Linked DNA regions of Mus musculus: region 2 is linked to region 1. The links are chromatin loops, found by intact Hi-C in ENCODE. Cell type or tissue: heart. All regions are shown on one strand.

Region 1 (8,000 bases):
CTTTCTTAAAAGCCAGGTCCTTTCCTTGCCCCATATGGGCTTTATTCTCTGGCCTAAGAACTTTCAGAGTTTTAACTATAGGCGAGCATCTGATGTTTCTGTCCTAGACTCTACAGTTTCTATGCTTGTCCTTCTAAAAAGGCTGGTGTCAAAAATGGGTGCAACAGTCTTGTGAATATAAACATTTACTTGAGCCCAATGAACTCCCTTGCTGGACACTGCAGATGGATGCAGCGTCTTGATTACCATCATGTTGCATGTGAGGCAGTAATTTGGGAAGGACCTTACATATTGAGATTTCTGTAGTGCTTTATCCATTAAGTTAAACTCATCCACTCATTCATCCTTGTACCCAAGAATCCATACATTTACCCGTTTACCCAGATATCCATCCACCAATCTATCTATGAATCCATCTATCCATTCATTCATCCATGTATCCGAATATCCTTACACCCACCCATCTGTCCAACAACTAATTAGAGCATACGATATGCCAAAGCCATAGGATACTAGATAGAACCAATCAAGGCCTCTTTTCTCATACAGTCCTTTGAAAGGAACAGAAACAGACAGTAATAACACAGAGTGTTACTACTTATAGCAGATAATATTTATTAACTGCAGGATACTTACTGTATTAAGCGTATATACATCATCTAATTTAATCATTGCCAAAAATTCTGTGAAGTCTTGATGTCTGTATGCATCTATTACAGCCTCTGAGTTGAGGTACAGGGAAACTGCCTCACAGTGGCCTTTTCAGTGGTCTCTTCATACCCAGACAGTTATCGAAACCTGCTTTTTAATGTGCTATGCCTTTAGCATAGGCTCACGCTGAGGGATGTTTCTGCGAATGCTCTCATGTCAACTCTTTCTTATGGTCCACATTATAATGTTTTAAGACTCAGTCAAGTGGGAGCATCAGGGAAACCAGGGAGCCACCAAAGGGTAGGAAAGGGACAAGGTTTACCGAGGTTTAACTGGGTATCAGTCCTGTGCCTCACCCCCAAGAGGAAATTATAGCTACTCTCTTCCTAAGTTCACCAGCATCCTTTTCTAACCCTGAGGTGTCTAGCTCACCAAGCTGATGTGAGCTTATTGGTATTTTATATTCACGCAATGTATGTGAACTGACAACAATCTTACTTACATAAGCTTACTGTGTCCTAAACACATTGCAAGAACAGGGTGTAATGGTTTTCTTTCTTGACATATTGATTTTAAGCAGGCGCATGTACACACACACACACACACACACACACACACACACACACACACACACACACGTGGGGATGTGGCTCAGTCTAGAGTGGATCAACTGAATCCCTAGGATCAGTGTCTTACATTTCCTTCCTGTTGCTGAGATAAAGTACTTGGACAAAAGCAGTTCAGTGGAACAAGGGTTGTTTAACTAGTATAACTAGTATAACTAGTATAACTAGTATAACTAGTAGTTTCCATCATAGACCATCACTGTGGAAAAAGTTAAAGCACCAGGAAATTCAAGCACCTTATCACATTACATACACCTCGGGAGTAGAGAACAAGGATCAATGTATGCACGTTAGTGGTCTCCTCTCTTTCTTCACTCTTCTACAACCCAGAATTTCCTGCCCAGCCAATGGTTCCACTCACAATTAGGATGGGTCTCTTGCGTCAACCAATATAGTCAAGACAACTCCACTGGGCTACTCTCAAAGGCTAACTTAATATAAGCATTTCTCACAGATGTGTCCAGAGGCACACCTCCTAGGTGTCCAGCTGACAAGGTATCCATCATGCTCTGTACCACAAAACAACAGCAGCAGCAAGCCACCTCCAACTCTCAGAAAGACTTCTCAGTCCCTTCATTATTCAGTGCAGTTTTTATGTGTCTCTCAGAAGCATCTTCTCAGTGACTGCCGAGAGAAAGGTCCCAGAGGCATCACCTAGGCCCAGGATTGGGGTCATCGGTATACTCACAACAGACTTGGCAGCACACACTAGGAAACTTTCCATGCCTTAGAATACCACCCCCCCCCCCCGCCACCAAGAAGTACACACTACATGGACAGTGTCAGATGTTAAGAATTTCTTTCTACACATGAAATTGAAATTCCCCATTATTTATACTTAACAAGCTATGCTCATACAGAAATAAACAAGCTGGTCAGGAATGGGTCTCCTGTTTGCCATACTCTAAAACCTCAGGTACAACCATCCCACTCTGCCTTTTCCCAGTTTTCCTGACCATGGCTCTGACCTGTGGCCAGCCTAACTGAAGGCTGCTTTGCATGACATCACTTTGATAGTGAGAATCTTGTCTGGCTGTGTGGTCTTAGATGCATTTTCCATGTTCTAAGTGTCTTCCAACACTTACAAGACCCGCGGTGCTGACCATACTGACTTCCATGGCTGCTTGGGTCTCTCTGTAGCTCCAGAGCCTACTTGACTCTCTTTGCTAAAAGGTCTTATGAGATGGCTTTCTTCTCTGCTTTCCCTAGGATGGAACTTGAAGCTTAACCTAATACAAGGTGGTTCCTGACAGAGCAAAGTAGAACTCCACATAACTGTCTATTCTGGCCAGCTGATGAACCCTAGTCACGCAGGTCCTGTGCTGTTGTGAGCACAGAAAACCCATGAAGACAAGATGTATTCCATGAGATACTCAAAGTCATTTATCATTTAACTGACACAACATATTCACCCTTTCAATAAAACGTAGAACGTTGATTCTAAAACTCTCATAAAAGAATTGGTCACCACTTCCTCTAGCTTGGAGTTCTAAGATGTCTTACTCAATGAAGAAAACCACGGATGGCTATACTAGAGGCTTCTCCAATGAGAATCCTCCCAAAGAGGAATGCTGATTATCTCAGAAAAAGAAACGATATAAATAAACATAATACAAAATTGAGGTGCTGGGACACAATTATAAATCGCTCTGCTTGACTCTTGCCATCTTCCAGGGCAGAGGCAGGTTGGTCTCTGTGGCAAAGAATAGACCACCAGCTGTTGTATGTTCTGCCAAGAGCAGAGAGAGTTATTATAAATAATCAGCAGCAGTATGTCCTTTGGGGCTGGGCAGTGTGTGTGTGTGTGTGTGTGTGTGTGTGTCTGGAAATAGAGGGTGCTAGAGGGATGGAGGCAGGGCCAACATGGCAGAGGATGAGCTAGAAGTTTTTCTGTGTACCTAGGCTCCTATTACATCACAGGGGCAGTTATGTAATGTGCCTCCGTTTATAACCAGAATGGAAGTAAAGGGAGCATCTTCATTAGCAGTGACACAGCGTAAGTCACGTGGATAGGCCATCAGTGTGCTTGTGGGCATCTTCCCTTCCCTTCTGCATCTGTCTGCATTTTGTTAACTCCTTGCCTCCTTTTGGGCATACATGTGTGTTTTTAAAGTGGAAGCAGAGACAGAGCTTGGTGCCCTGCTTTTAAGGTCTCCTCACAGAAGAAATGTATGGTGTTGATTTTACAATTTTATATCCTATCATAAGGTCCCTTTTAAAAAGGAACTATAGTAGCAACACGTAGGTCTCCCAACATTTCCCTGTGACAGATTCACCCACCCCATGAGCCTTTGTAGCCAGATGCAGGCCATAGTTCCTCACTTCATTTTTTTCAGGCCATTCTTCTGAACATGGAGAAATACCATCCTGCTCAAATCTAATTCTAAGCTGTAACTCAACTCAGGTATATGTTAGAGGGATGCTGCCCAGGAAAGACAAATAATTAGTGTCTGATATTTAAAATTCACGTGTGTGTGTGTGTGTGTGTGTGTGTTCCTGAGTGTGACTGTTTTGCTCTGTGAACCTGGAGTTTCCTGATCTGGTGAACCTGGCTGACTAGAGATCCATCTGTCTCTGCCTCTGTAGCCCTGGCATCCTAAGAGTATGCCACCATGCCTAGCTTTTCCTGTGGGTTCTAGCTCGGGTCCTTACCAGTTAAACATTTTTTCCTGGCTCTGTTTTCTTTTTTTAAATTACATTTTTAGCAGTTTACATTCAGACAGTAACATTTATCTTCATGTCTAACAAGTGGGAAGATTGAGTCTCCAAAACGTGAAATGATTTATTCAACCAGCTAAGGAAACCCAAGGCGGGGCCAGGCTTAACAGGTATTCCAGCCAATATGACTATAATAGAAAATTCTAAGACAGATCTACAAAGGCTTTATCATATAGTTCCCTAACAGGAGCAGTGTGGAGAAAATGGAGTTCAAGTCTCAGAGGAAGGAACCTCTGCTTAGCCTGTATTGATGTTTTACACATTGTTTCACTTTTATGTTTGCCCTTTATGCCCACAGAAGCCCATTCCCCCTCCCCACATTCGCTCTCTCTATTTTTTTACATTGCCCCTAGCTTTAATTTTAGAAGCCTTTGAGTGCATCTTTGTGGATTTATTCCTTCTTGAAACAGGAGCAGGAATTTTACCTGTGTTCCCATGCCTTCAAACTAAATGACAAATTCTGGGATCTAACACTGAGCACAGATAGCAAAGACAAGATTGATTCTAATCCGAAAAATAAAGTTCAAATATTGACACTTTACGGTTAGAGAGTTTCCAATCTACCTGGGGCCATGGAAGTAGAGTTTACTTAATTTAGCTATCAGGCTGTTCATTGTGTTTTCTGGCCCTATAAATTTGTGTTGTAGTATCTTGAATATCCAGCAGATGGCATCTGCTCCAAAACTCAAAAATTCCATTTCCATAGTATGGCAAGCAGGGAATAGACACATAGAAGCCTCTCTCTTCATCGACTTCTCCACTCACTACCAAGAAAGGGCTTCTGGAACACTGAGGGTAGAAAATACAGCTACTGCATGGTGAGAGCTATTCTCTGTCCATACCTGTAGACCTCAGTAATTTGTAAGGGAAATAGAATTAGAATAAATCCTGATGAATCTCCCAAACGGACAACTATCAGTTTCAGTTATTTTACTAAGTGAGATAAGAGAGCAATCTTAGTGTCAGAGTGGTGGGTGTGTGTGCTAATCTCAAACCTCCCACCAAAGAGAGACAGGCAAAGGCAGCACAGTATAACATTTTCAAATCGGAGCCAGCTCCTCCAAGAAGCAAGGACACAGCCCCATGACAGATGCCTTCTCACGGATGTGAGGAGACGGATACGGAATGTGATTGAATGACTTCTAATGTTTCACGACACCTTTGCTCCATAGCTTTGAAAAGCTTACACATGAACACACTGATCCCTATCCAGATGAGCCAGGGGCCCCATCCTTTTGTGTCAAGCACAAAGAGGAAGGCGAGTGCAGCAGAGACAGAGACAAAGGAACAGCCTGTGCAACCAAGCGCTGAACATGATTTAAACAGCCAACTTAGTAAACATCAATTCTCAGGCTGTATTCTGTGAATTGGAGTCAACCTCCAAAGGAAATGCAGGCTTACACTGAAAGGATTGCTTCTGCTAAGACAATGCAAAGTCGCATCTTTGTGCCGTAAGTCATCTCCCTGAAAGATGCTGACAAGACAAAGGCCTCAAAGTGAAAAGGTGAAACCGGCTCATTTGAAAAAGGGAAAAAGGAACCGCATTAGAGCTTCTTTGTTTAACACTCTGGTACCCGTGTTTTGTATTGTCAGAGATCAGTGTGCCTTTGAGGAGAGAGAGGGCTTAGAAATGGAGAGAATGTGCGGCTTGCTGTGTGACTTTCTATGAATCACTTTCTCACCCTGGACATAAAGTTTCCATTCTGGTCACATAAGAGGGTGGGAGCAAATGATTGCTGTGTTTTCCACATGGTTATGATGAAGCTCCCTCCTCACATTCACACATAAGTGAGAGTCTGAAGACTGGGTGGTAGAGGCTTGGAGAAGTGGGGACCAGTGCTGGCCCATCAAAATGGAACCGTGGGGAAGGCACTGCACATGAAACTATCTCGGAATCCTTTGAGCCTCTCATTTGGATGGTTGTTTTCTAAGAATACAATAGAAGCTCTGGTTTGGAAGTCAAAGCCCCAGAAAGGAAATACATTTTGTCTTAAACGTTAATAATGTTAACGCTTGAGAATCATGTGCACTTTGACCACTTCCTTTTTTACACGCAGCAGGGTCCAAGGATATTTCTTTTTTTGTTGTTTGTTTGTTTGTTTTTGTTTTTCGAGATAGGGTTTCTCTGTATAGCCCTGGCTGTCCTGGAACTCACTTTGTAGACCAGGCTGGCCTCAAACTCAGAAATCCACCTGCCTCTGCCTCCCGAATGCTGGGATTAAAGGCATGCACCACCACCGCCCAGCTCCAAGGATATTTCTAAGACTGGAATTTTGAGTTGCCTGACATCTCCTGCCTCAGTCACAGTCAAACACACAATATATTTCCTCAGAAGTGTGGACTTAGAACATTTGAACTTAAGGCTGAGTGTGTACAGAACCTGTAGAATGTATCTTTGACCTCTTGGCTTCTGGAGACACACATTTCCTTTGTTTATTCACAAGTCTACTTTATTCTCCCCTCAGATTTAATTATTTTCCAGTTCTCATTTGCATATGTGTAGGCTACCATCCATTCACAATCTGCTGAGACCTACACGTGGGAGGCACAAAGCTTCCCATTCCATAAAAGGACTGGATACCATGGACAAGCCACTTCCCCTGCAGTGCTCTCAGAGAGCCCTGCCCTGCCCTAGCAAGTGTGCTGGAGATGAAGTATGCCATTTGGTGTGTGCATCTACATCTTCAGCATGCCATTGTGTACCAGATACAGCAGAGAAATGGGATCATTCTATTAGACACCCGTAGTCTGTTGGGACTGGGAGGGACATTACAGAACCAACTAAAGTTACCCTTCAGTTTACATGTGAGAGAAATGAATCTCACTGGTGTAAGATTGGCAGAGATAACCCAGGTGGTGGGATGATGCTAGACTGTGATCCTTATTTTATTTTATATTTTGCATGCCCAATTCAGATACATGCCCATAATTACTCTGCTTTCAGCATCTCTCTACTGTCCTGAATTTTTCTGTTTTTCCACCTCTCAAATTTGTGAGTTTGCTTTTGAGATAGGGTCTCATGTAGCCCAGGCAGGCTTTAAACTTCCTATGTCACTGAGGATTATCTTGACCTTCTAATCCCCCTGCCTCCACCTCCCAAGTGCTGGGGTTGCAGGTTAACAAGCCTTGTTTATGTGATGCTGGCCCACACATGCCAGACACGCACTGTACCTATAAGCCCTCACCTATAAATGAATTAAAGGATTTTTTTTGAAGCTAACACTCTAGGAGTGACATCCTGATTCAGGACCTTAGATACCTTCTGAATGCAACATAAGTCAAAATGACCTTGTTACCATACATTCCTCTTTCTACCACCAGTCTATTCAGTTTGCTGTACACTCACTCATTCATCCAAACCTCTATCTGTGTTTCTACCTTTAGGCCAATGACCTCGGAGGGTCGAGCCCTCATCTCAGTGCAGCAAACAGAACTAGATGTCCTTTCTCCTCGAAAAGCTAGCAGCATGACTGTCAGTGCTCCTGAAGACTCTTGAACAGAGCACACCAGCTTTACAGTTGCTCTTAGCTAGTATTTTTGAACAGCTTCCCATCCATGGTCACAGCAAACATGCCTCTTCCTTATCTTCTAAATGCAAAAGCCAGTACCCCAGAGCTCTCAGGGACTCAACCACCAACCAAAGAGCACACAAAGATGGACTCAAGGCTTCAGTCCCATATGTTGCAGAGGATGGCCTGTGGGACATCAATGAGAGAAGAAGTCCTTCGTCTTGTGAAGGCTCGATGTCCCAGTGTAGGGAAATGCCAGGACAGGGAAGTGGGAGTGGGTGAGTTAGTGAGCAGGGGGAGGGGGTAAGATAGGAGGTTTTCGGAGGGGAAACCAGAAAAGGGGATAACATTTGAAATGTAAATAAAGAAAATATCTAAAAAAATAAATAAATGCAACAGCGACTGCCTGCTTCAGCATCAGTGGAACATGAGCTGTTGGTCCCATGCTAATAAACTGCATTGCACAGAACCAAGACCTTTGACCTGACATCTCCCT
Region 2 (8,000 bases), 79 kb after region 1:
GCTGGCCAACATGATGGGGGAACAAAGATAGCTAGCCTGATGAAATACTTAGTAAACATTTTCTCAAGACTTACAGTGTTAGCATGCCTTGTGGTAGGCATGGCAAATGCTACAATGAGAAGATCTGAAACTGCATTATGTATATTATATTATATCTCATGATCTACACGGGAGACTAACAAGTATGTAAACACAGTAAAGGGGTTCCAGCACACAGGATGGGTACCTGCCTCTTCTTTGGCATGCTGGGGTAGGTTTCTTGGAGAGATGACTTCTGAGCTACAAAAAACCCATAAGATAATCCAGAGGTAAAGGCCTGTCTTAGTGTCATTTCTGTTGCTGTGATAAAAATGCTTGGACAACAAGCAGTTAATCATTTCTGAGAAGTCACAGCGTCAGGAACTTAATATAGCTGGTCATATCACATTTACAGTCAAGGAGGGGAGAGATGAATGCATACATGTTTGCTCTCTTGCTTGCTTGCTTCTGCTCAGTTCAAATGTCTGCACTTTGATAAGGGTCAAGACCCTCTGCCTTGGGAATGGTGCAGCCCATACAGATGGACCTTTCCATATAACGGTACTCAATTAAGACAACCTCTCACAGACATGCCCACAACCAAGTCAATGTAGACAATCCCTAGTTGAGACTCCACCCCAATGATTCTAGGTTGTATCAAGTTGAAAATGTAAACCATCACATATGAAATTCTCCTAGATAATTTCTTTCTTAATTAATAAGTTAAATTATTTTATGTGTATCAATGTTGTTTTGTCTGTATTTATGCCTGTATATCACATATGTGCCTGGTCCCTGCAGAAGGCAGAAGAAGGCATGAGATTCCTTAGGACTGGGGCTACAGATGGCTGTGACCTACCATGTGGGTGCTAGTGCTCAAAGCCAGGTCCTCCATAAGAGCAACAAGTACTCTTGATGTCTGAGCCATCTCTCCAGCCCCACGCCCTAGAGGATTTCTAGTTCCCCCGGGTGAAGTCTGCAGAGGCTGGAGTGTTCACCACTGTGTATGATGAGACCATTAGGGAAGCCTGGGTCCATGAAGGTCATCTTCATGTGCTGCTGCCCGCTTGCCCATTTGTTGGTGTGACCGGAGCAATGTCCACCACTTGCTTCAGCATAGGTTTGAAAATCCCAGTGAGAAGACACAGGTTAAGCTTGAGCTACGGGAGCTGCCAGACTTTAGAGCCTCCAGCTCCAAGCTGCTCCATTCCAGCTTCGGGATGTTCGTAGCTGGCATTACAAAGCAGAAGCGCACTTTCCCTTTCAAAGCTGTCTCAGAACAAAGCAGGAACTGCAAACATGAAAGATGTGCAGGCTCATCTCCATCGCCTCTTCTCCATGTCCTAGGGAAGAGCCACCCAGTCACTGCAGGGGCAGCTGTGATGCTCCCCCCAGAGCATCTCTAGGTCAGGTTTTGTGTAGATTTCTCTTCCCTTGGTCAGTGCAGCCTCAAAATAATAGGTTTCGAATAAGAAAACAACAATTTTTTTCTGTTTAATCTTAATAATAGGGTATTTCAGGTTTGTCTAATGAAAGCCAGACACTGATGATCTAATGTAATCAAACACTAGTTTTGTGCAGAAAGAAATAGTAAAATAATGTAGGGTCATGTCTAAATAGGACTCATACATGATGGCAGCTAAGTGGGAAAAAATAGCAGTAACCTTTTAAAACATTAATTTAAACTTTTATTGGAATGCAAAGGGTCTCTAGTGTTTGAAAGGAGCCATTGTCACCCCCTTTTATTTCAATAGAACCATGTCTTGAATAAGACTCAGCAGGGTGTGTATTTTCTAAAGTCTGGCCATTAGCAGAATGCTCACCATCATTTGCCAATAAGCCTTTATTTGGCAAAGTTTAAAACTGCTGACAAATGGAATTCTTCCTGTGGCCTGATAATATGGTTCAGCTAAATATGCCTAACTGGGAAAAGCTTCCTGGGCAGTCAAGGAGAGAAGAGTCTGATGGTCAGTCCTCCAACAAGAAACAGAATCCCATACCAATCCGTGGTCATCGCTCTCTTAACAAATATCATTATGGGTTTTAGTTTGAAGAGACTGAGAATATTCATAACGATATATGGCTTTCTCCAAAGGTACAAAATTTTTTCATTTTTTATCTGGGGAAACTTGAGAGTTAGTGGGAAGGTTGCTGCTCAAAATTCTAATATTTGAGGGCTGAGGGGGTAGCTTAGTTGGTGTGATGCTTGCTCTGTAAGAGTTCAGATTCTCAGCACCAATGTAGAAAGCCTGCTGTGATACTGTGTGCCTGTAATCTCTGAGCTAGAGTCAGGCTCAGGAGGATCCCAGGGCTCACAGGCCAGCCCCAGGTTCAGTGGGAGACCCTGTCTCAAAAAGCAGGATGGGACAGTGATTGAGAGAGACACCTGACATCAATCTTGGTGTTTCCCATGCACAAATACACATGCAAGTGCAAGAATGTGAGAGTGCACACTCACACGCACGCGCGCGCGCGCACACACACACACACACTTTCTTGTACACATTTTGTACTTTTTAGACTCAAACAATGAGCATAGCGATCACTTTCAAATTAGAAGGAGGTCATTGTCCTGTCATTTAATCATAATCTCCAGCTCCCTGTTGCTCCTCTGAAAACCATGCTTCTCTTAAATTACATTTCTTGGGGGTTGAGTGAGTTATTATGTGAGCCTTGCTGTCTTATTATAGATGTGGAAACAGGAGGCTTGTTGGAAGGAGGCAGCTTTCCATACCGTACTGACAATTTTTTTTCAAACACCTAACTGCACAACTGTACTGAGTAGCATTCTGGACTTCTTGTGAAGGAAGAAGACAGTGACTGAAGTGATGGGCTCCTGAGGCCTGAGTTATTTCATGACTGAAGGACTGAGTAAAAACGTATATGTGCTGCCAGTCTCAGTGCTACAGCCCATTAAACAACCTCGTGGAGGAGCTAGTTTTAGAACGTATGCTGTTGGGTGGATGCTGAGGAACATCACTAGAGGTCTCAAACTACATCCAATGATTGCACACAGAGAGACAAAACCTCATAGCATTGTGTAGGACACTTATTGAGAAGGAGAGAATCAGTGTCCACTGTACATGAATGCGTACATAGTGAGTGTTGGATGAGCCTCCACTAAGCCAAGAACAATGGATGAGAAAGAACAGGATGTGGGCTGGAAAGTAAGGAGTAAGACAGTGGGTTCCAATAAGCGATTTGTGCAAGAATTAATCAAGTCATCTCCATAGATTTAAGGTTCCATATGTCTCCACCATTCTGCAGGTATCCGTTGGATAAGATCTTGAGAGTCTCCGGACCTGGGAGTGAACTTAGTAATAGATTACCCAGCATGAAAAAAGTCTTGGGCCCTCACAAAGCCACACACACCTGATCTTGAGTGTCCTCAAAGGCGCATGTGTTATAATTCTGCTCCCCAATTATTGGGAGGTGATAGAACGAACGTAGTAGGAGATGCTTGTTTTTTGTCCCTGAGATGTCCTCCGAGGGAGCTGTGTGGTCCCCGTCTCCCCCATCTCTTTTGCTTCTGCAACCACAAGGTGCACAGTCTAGCAGTACCACCCAGTACACTTGCAATATGAATGAAAGTTCCCATTCTGACCAAAATATCTCAAACCCCTTATTTAATAAAAACTGGATCAGCTCAGTTATTTGCTATAGCAATGGAAAGCTGACTAACAGTCTCTGCTCCCTTCCACGTACCTGACTTTAGGAGAGGAAACACAGTACTTAGCAGCTGATGAATATTAGTCATTTTCACTGTGAACGGTAAGCACAGAATAATAAACTGGCTCTCAGTACCCAGACATGTGATGGGCTCAGGAGAGGAAGGTTTCTTCCCTAAACATTTTTAAGAGAAACTATGTGTGTTTCAAGCAGTGCTTTGGATGAGAAATTTACCCCTAGGCTCAGATATTTGAACACTTGCTCTCCAGCTGGTGGTGGTGTCGGAGAAGGCTGTGGAATCTTCAGGAGGCAGGGCTTCTCTGCAGGAAATGGCTCACAGGGGAAAGGCCTCGTAACTCAGCTCCACTTCCTATTCACTTCTGCTTCCTGAGTGTGGATGCATGGTGACCAACCAGCCTCTCACTCCTACCTTGGCACCTCTGCTGCCAGCTGCCCTGTCCTCCCTGCCAGGGTAGACAGTGTCCCCTGGAGCTGAAAATAACCCACATCTCCCTCCCTCCAGTTGTTTTTGTCAGGGTATTTTCTGTAGCAACAAGAAAGTAACTATGGCAGCCTGTTGCCTCGGTTCATTCCACTCTTCCTCAAGCCTGTGCAATGTGATGCTTTCCCCTAAAGTGCATGGTGGCACACACCTCTAATGCCGGCACCTCGGGGGGGGGGGGAAGCCAGCCTTGTTTTACAGAATGAGACCCTACCTCAGAAAAACAAGAAAAACAAATACAACAGAGGAGCTCTGTCACCGTTTTTCTTCTTCTTCTAGAGATTGGTGTGGAAAAGCAAAGTACAATTCGGAGCGAAGGCTGCCCTTGTGGCTTTCAGCAGAAGGCAGTCCTTTAAACCATCGTTCTTGGTGCTCTCTTAACCACATTAGTAACAGCCCTGTATATGCGTGAGCCATTTGATACAAATGATTTTCAAGAAATGCAGTTATTCCTTCACTGGAATAACTCTTAAAGCAGGTCTGAGAATTGGGCGAAGTGGTAGTTACTAGCCTTCTTACCAAGCTGCAGTGGAGCTTGGAGAAGACATGGCCTGTCCAGGGCCAGGACAGGAATCCAGCTTTGGCCAGAACAAGGCCCTGTTTCCTGTTTTGTCCCTCGAGACCTTGAGTGAGAGGGGAAGCAGCCAAACAGCTACCATCTCATTGCTAAACCCTGCACCAACTTGTGGACAATAGTCTCGTTAATTGCTCAAGATCTTTGGATGGGAAGCAAGTTGTATCCTATCTCTGCAAAATCGAAATCTCTGCAGAAACATTTCTCTCTCTCTCTTTGCTCCTCCCCCCTCACATATGGAGATATCGACAGTGACAGGCCAGATAGCATCATGCTGTCTTGTGTGGTTTTTTTCAAGGGAAGCGATGAGAAGCATCTGATAAGGCTGAGAATTTTCAACTGCCTGGCACAGTGAAAGGAACACTTGTCTAGGAGTCAGGACTTGTAGGCTCTGGTTGTGACTCTTCCATCTGTTACCTGCATAACCTGTCTCTTGTTACTTTCAACCCTACAACACATAGTCGTTTAGTAAATCAATGGGACTAACATGATGAAATCATGGTGTGTAAGAGTTTTTAAAACTATACACTTTCATGGAGATGAGAAAGATTGCCACTGGAGTGGGCAGTTTGATGATATACTGTTGAATCACATGAACTTCCAGTCCATTCTCTTAACCTCATTGTGAGGGGGAAGGTTTGGAAGTGTTCGAGACTGCTTTGTATAAAGCTAGGTATGATAGGAATTCTATCACACTGAAGTCTGTAGGAAATCTGCATGTTGTAGTTCAGCCTGGGCTTCAAAGTAAGACCCTGTCTCAAAAAAAAAATCATAGAAAAAATGTGTTTAAGATTTAGTACCATATTCATTATAGTATCATATAATTTCAGCTCGTTTTTGCCTCATTGTAAATATAAAACTTAAAGACTATTGCAATAACTGTTTATATTCACAACCAGAGGAAGGACAGAATTCATACTACAAAACCAACCCATATTTTTTTAGTACTTTCTGTCCTATAAAATGTTCTGTAAAATCATTATCCCCAGGTACTCTCAAATCTCAGAATGTCTATTTATGGATTTATTTTCCATGGCAGAAGATGTAAGCAGTCCTCAGAGAACTGTAGTATGGAGAAATAAAAGTCGACTGTATGACCTTATGTATTTATTTTTACAATTCTTACACTTAACAGTTCTTTTCTTCTCTACCCCAAATTTATAGTGGCCTCAGGAAATGATTTATGAATTCATTGACTCCTTTAGTCAGGTTTGTATAAATTGTATTGTTAGTCTCTTTAAAAAATGGTTCATTTATTTTTAATTATGTGCACATGTGTGTCTGTGTGTGGGTATGTCTGAGTGCAGTGACCTTGGAGACCAAAAGAGGGCACCAGTTACCCTGGAAATGGAGATAAAGAAGGTTGTGAGTCACGTGACGTGAGTGCTAGGAACCTACCTCAGAGCATCTGAAGGCAGTGTGTGCTCTTAACAGCTGAGCCACCTCCAACCCTAATCATTTCATTTTAAAAGGAAAATCACAGATAGCCGGGTATGCTTTCTATAGTTGAAGTAAGGACCTTTTGAGTCCAACATCTCCATTAGCAAAGACTGAGGTTGAAATATTATCTTTTCCAGATCAGAGGAGAAAAGCTAGTTCAGATTTGGTCTCCTGCTCCTTGGATTTTGCTCAAACCATCCTTGTTATAAATATTGCTCCTAAGTAAACAGTCTGCAAGGAGGAGCACATGAGCCTAGAGACTGAAGTAGGGTTTTGCACTCTGGTCTCACTGCCAAATCTATCAGGCACATATTCTGGGGGTGTTGCCAGCTAGGAGTAAAACGTGTCTCGGAGGTGCTTGTATTTTATGTCTTCAAGAGAGGTTGCTTTTGCTGAAGGACCTAGACAAGAAGGGCCTGATGCACTCCCTCATCTCACTTGCCACTCACAGAGAACTGGGAAGGGCTCGAAGCACAAGGCAGAGGAAGAGTAAAGGGCTGGGTGTTTATCTCTAGCATTCCAGAGAGCAAGATCTCCTCTCACAGGGCTGCTGCATATTCATCCTGTGGCACAGCCGTGATGAGCAGCACCCTTCTGTCGGGCCCAGGCACTGTCAAAGGAACGCTCTTCTCCTGCTCCTAAATATGTAACTATGAAGAACAAGCCATGTTCCTGTTACTTTTTTTCTCTCAGTCTTATTAGGCTTGGTCTGTCTGTCTCCCACAAACATAAAGACTTGTTCTATTCATTCATATCAATGATTTTCTTGGGGCGGTTGTTACAGATAAAACGGGATTGGGGCTGGTTTTGTTAGGAATACAGCTCTGAAAATTTCTGAGTATTTTGGGGCAATCATCCTCTGAAGTAAATGTAGAAACCCCAACAGGAGCCTGCTAACGGGATGTGCAGGGCAGCAAGATACCAATGCCTAATGTCATACCTTCTGACGGTCCTATTGTGATTTCAGGGTGTGAGGCTGCACTTGAACACTTCTTGCTGTTTAATATACTGTTCTCAATAGTACAGGGATTGCATTTGAAATAGAAAACTCCTTCTTGTCTGAGAAGTATTACAAGGGTACCAGGTCAGAAAAGGTGGAAAACTGTATGTCTGTGTATGTGATTCTGTCTGTCTGTCTGTCTGTCCATCTGTTTGTCTGTCTATGTATATTCAAACATGCATCAGCAAGACATGATAAATTATTTTATGAAGTGGTGTAGAAAATAAAGGCTGACAAAGTTGCAACCAACTTTTAAGTGCGCCTCTGTTTTTATGAATGGGAGTCTCTTCCTGGGCTAGAAGCACAGAGCCCAGGCCTGTGGAACATGTATATGAAGCTGAGATTTAGTTCAGATCTTATATGAGGCCTAACTTTCAGAGCAGGGCATCTCAGATTTCTTCCCTTTAGGGTCTTCCTCTTGAAGGCTCCAGTGGATTTCCTTGAGTAAGTTCACATGACACTGTGATATTGTCTTGACAGTGGTACCCCAGGAGATCTTTAAAACGGAAGGACAGTGTTTTCCTCCATGCAGTTTTTGTGTGCATCCGTTCTCTGTGTCCTTCTTGTGTGTCTGCATCTCTGCTGCTTTCTCCCCTTGTGTCATCTTTGCTTTGCCTGTCTTTATCTCAATCTTTATCTGTCCCTTGGCCATGGCTTTAACTATTACCTTTATGCAAATAACTAAGTTGTTTAACACTTGCTCAACTTCTTCACAAGGATATTTTGCTCCTTCACACTATCACACACCAATGCAATCAAGGCCCTGTCCAAACATCTTTCTGCTTTGCTATGTCATC

What was found. Hi-C counts contacts between places; a loop is a spot of excess contacts. Peaks named below come from ENCODE experiments on the same cell type or tissue, not always from the same donor. Only the 100,000 strongest peaks of a DNase experiment are listed, where the experiment ranks them.
Region 2: a loop joins it to region 1, with 4 times the contacts of the local background. A loop is called at or near these places in 5 of 42 quality-filtered maps.

The regions. Positions count from the first base shown.
Region 1 is chr9:13,649,833-13,657,832 of GRCm38, reverse strand. The region is part of intron 2 of Maml2 (mastermind like transcriptional coactivator 2); the gene reads right to left. Among named protein-coding and RNA genes, the nearest start is that of Gm51666, 43 kb to the right of the region's middle. In heart, a CTCF peak has its summit at 4,646 (motif pointing right); no DNase peak of the experiment used is centred here; H3K27ac peaks cover 365 bases.
Region 2 is chr9:13,571,178-13,579,177 of GRCm38, reverse strand. All of the region lies in intron 1 of Maml2 (mastermind like transcriptional coactivator 2), which reads right to left. Among named protein-coding and RNA genes, the nearest start is that of Gm51666, 35 kb to the left of the region's middle. In heart, CTCF peaks have their summits at 3,969 and 6,056 (motif pointing right); DNase peaks (open chromatin) are centred at 4,077 and 4,797; H3K27ac peaks cover 1,151 bases.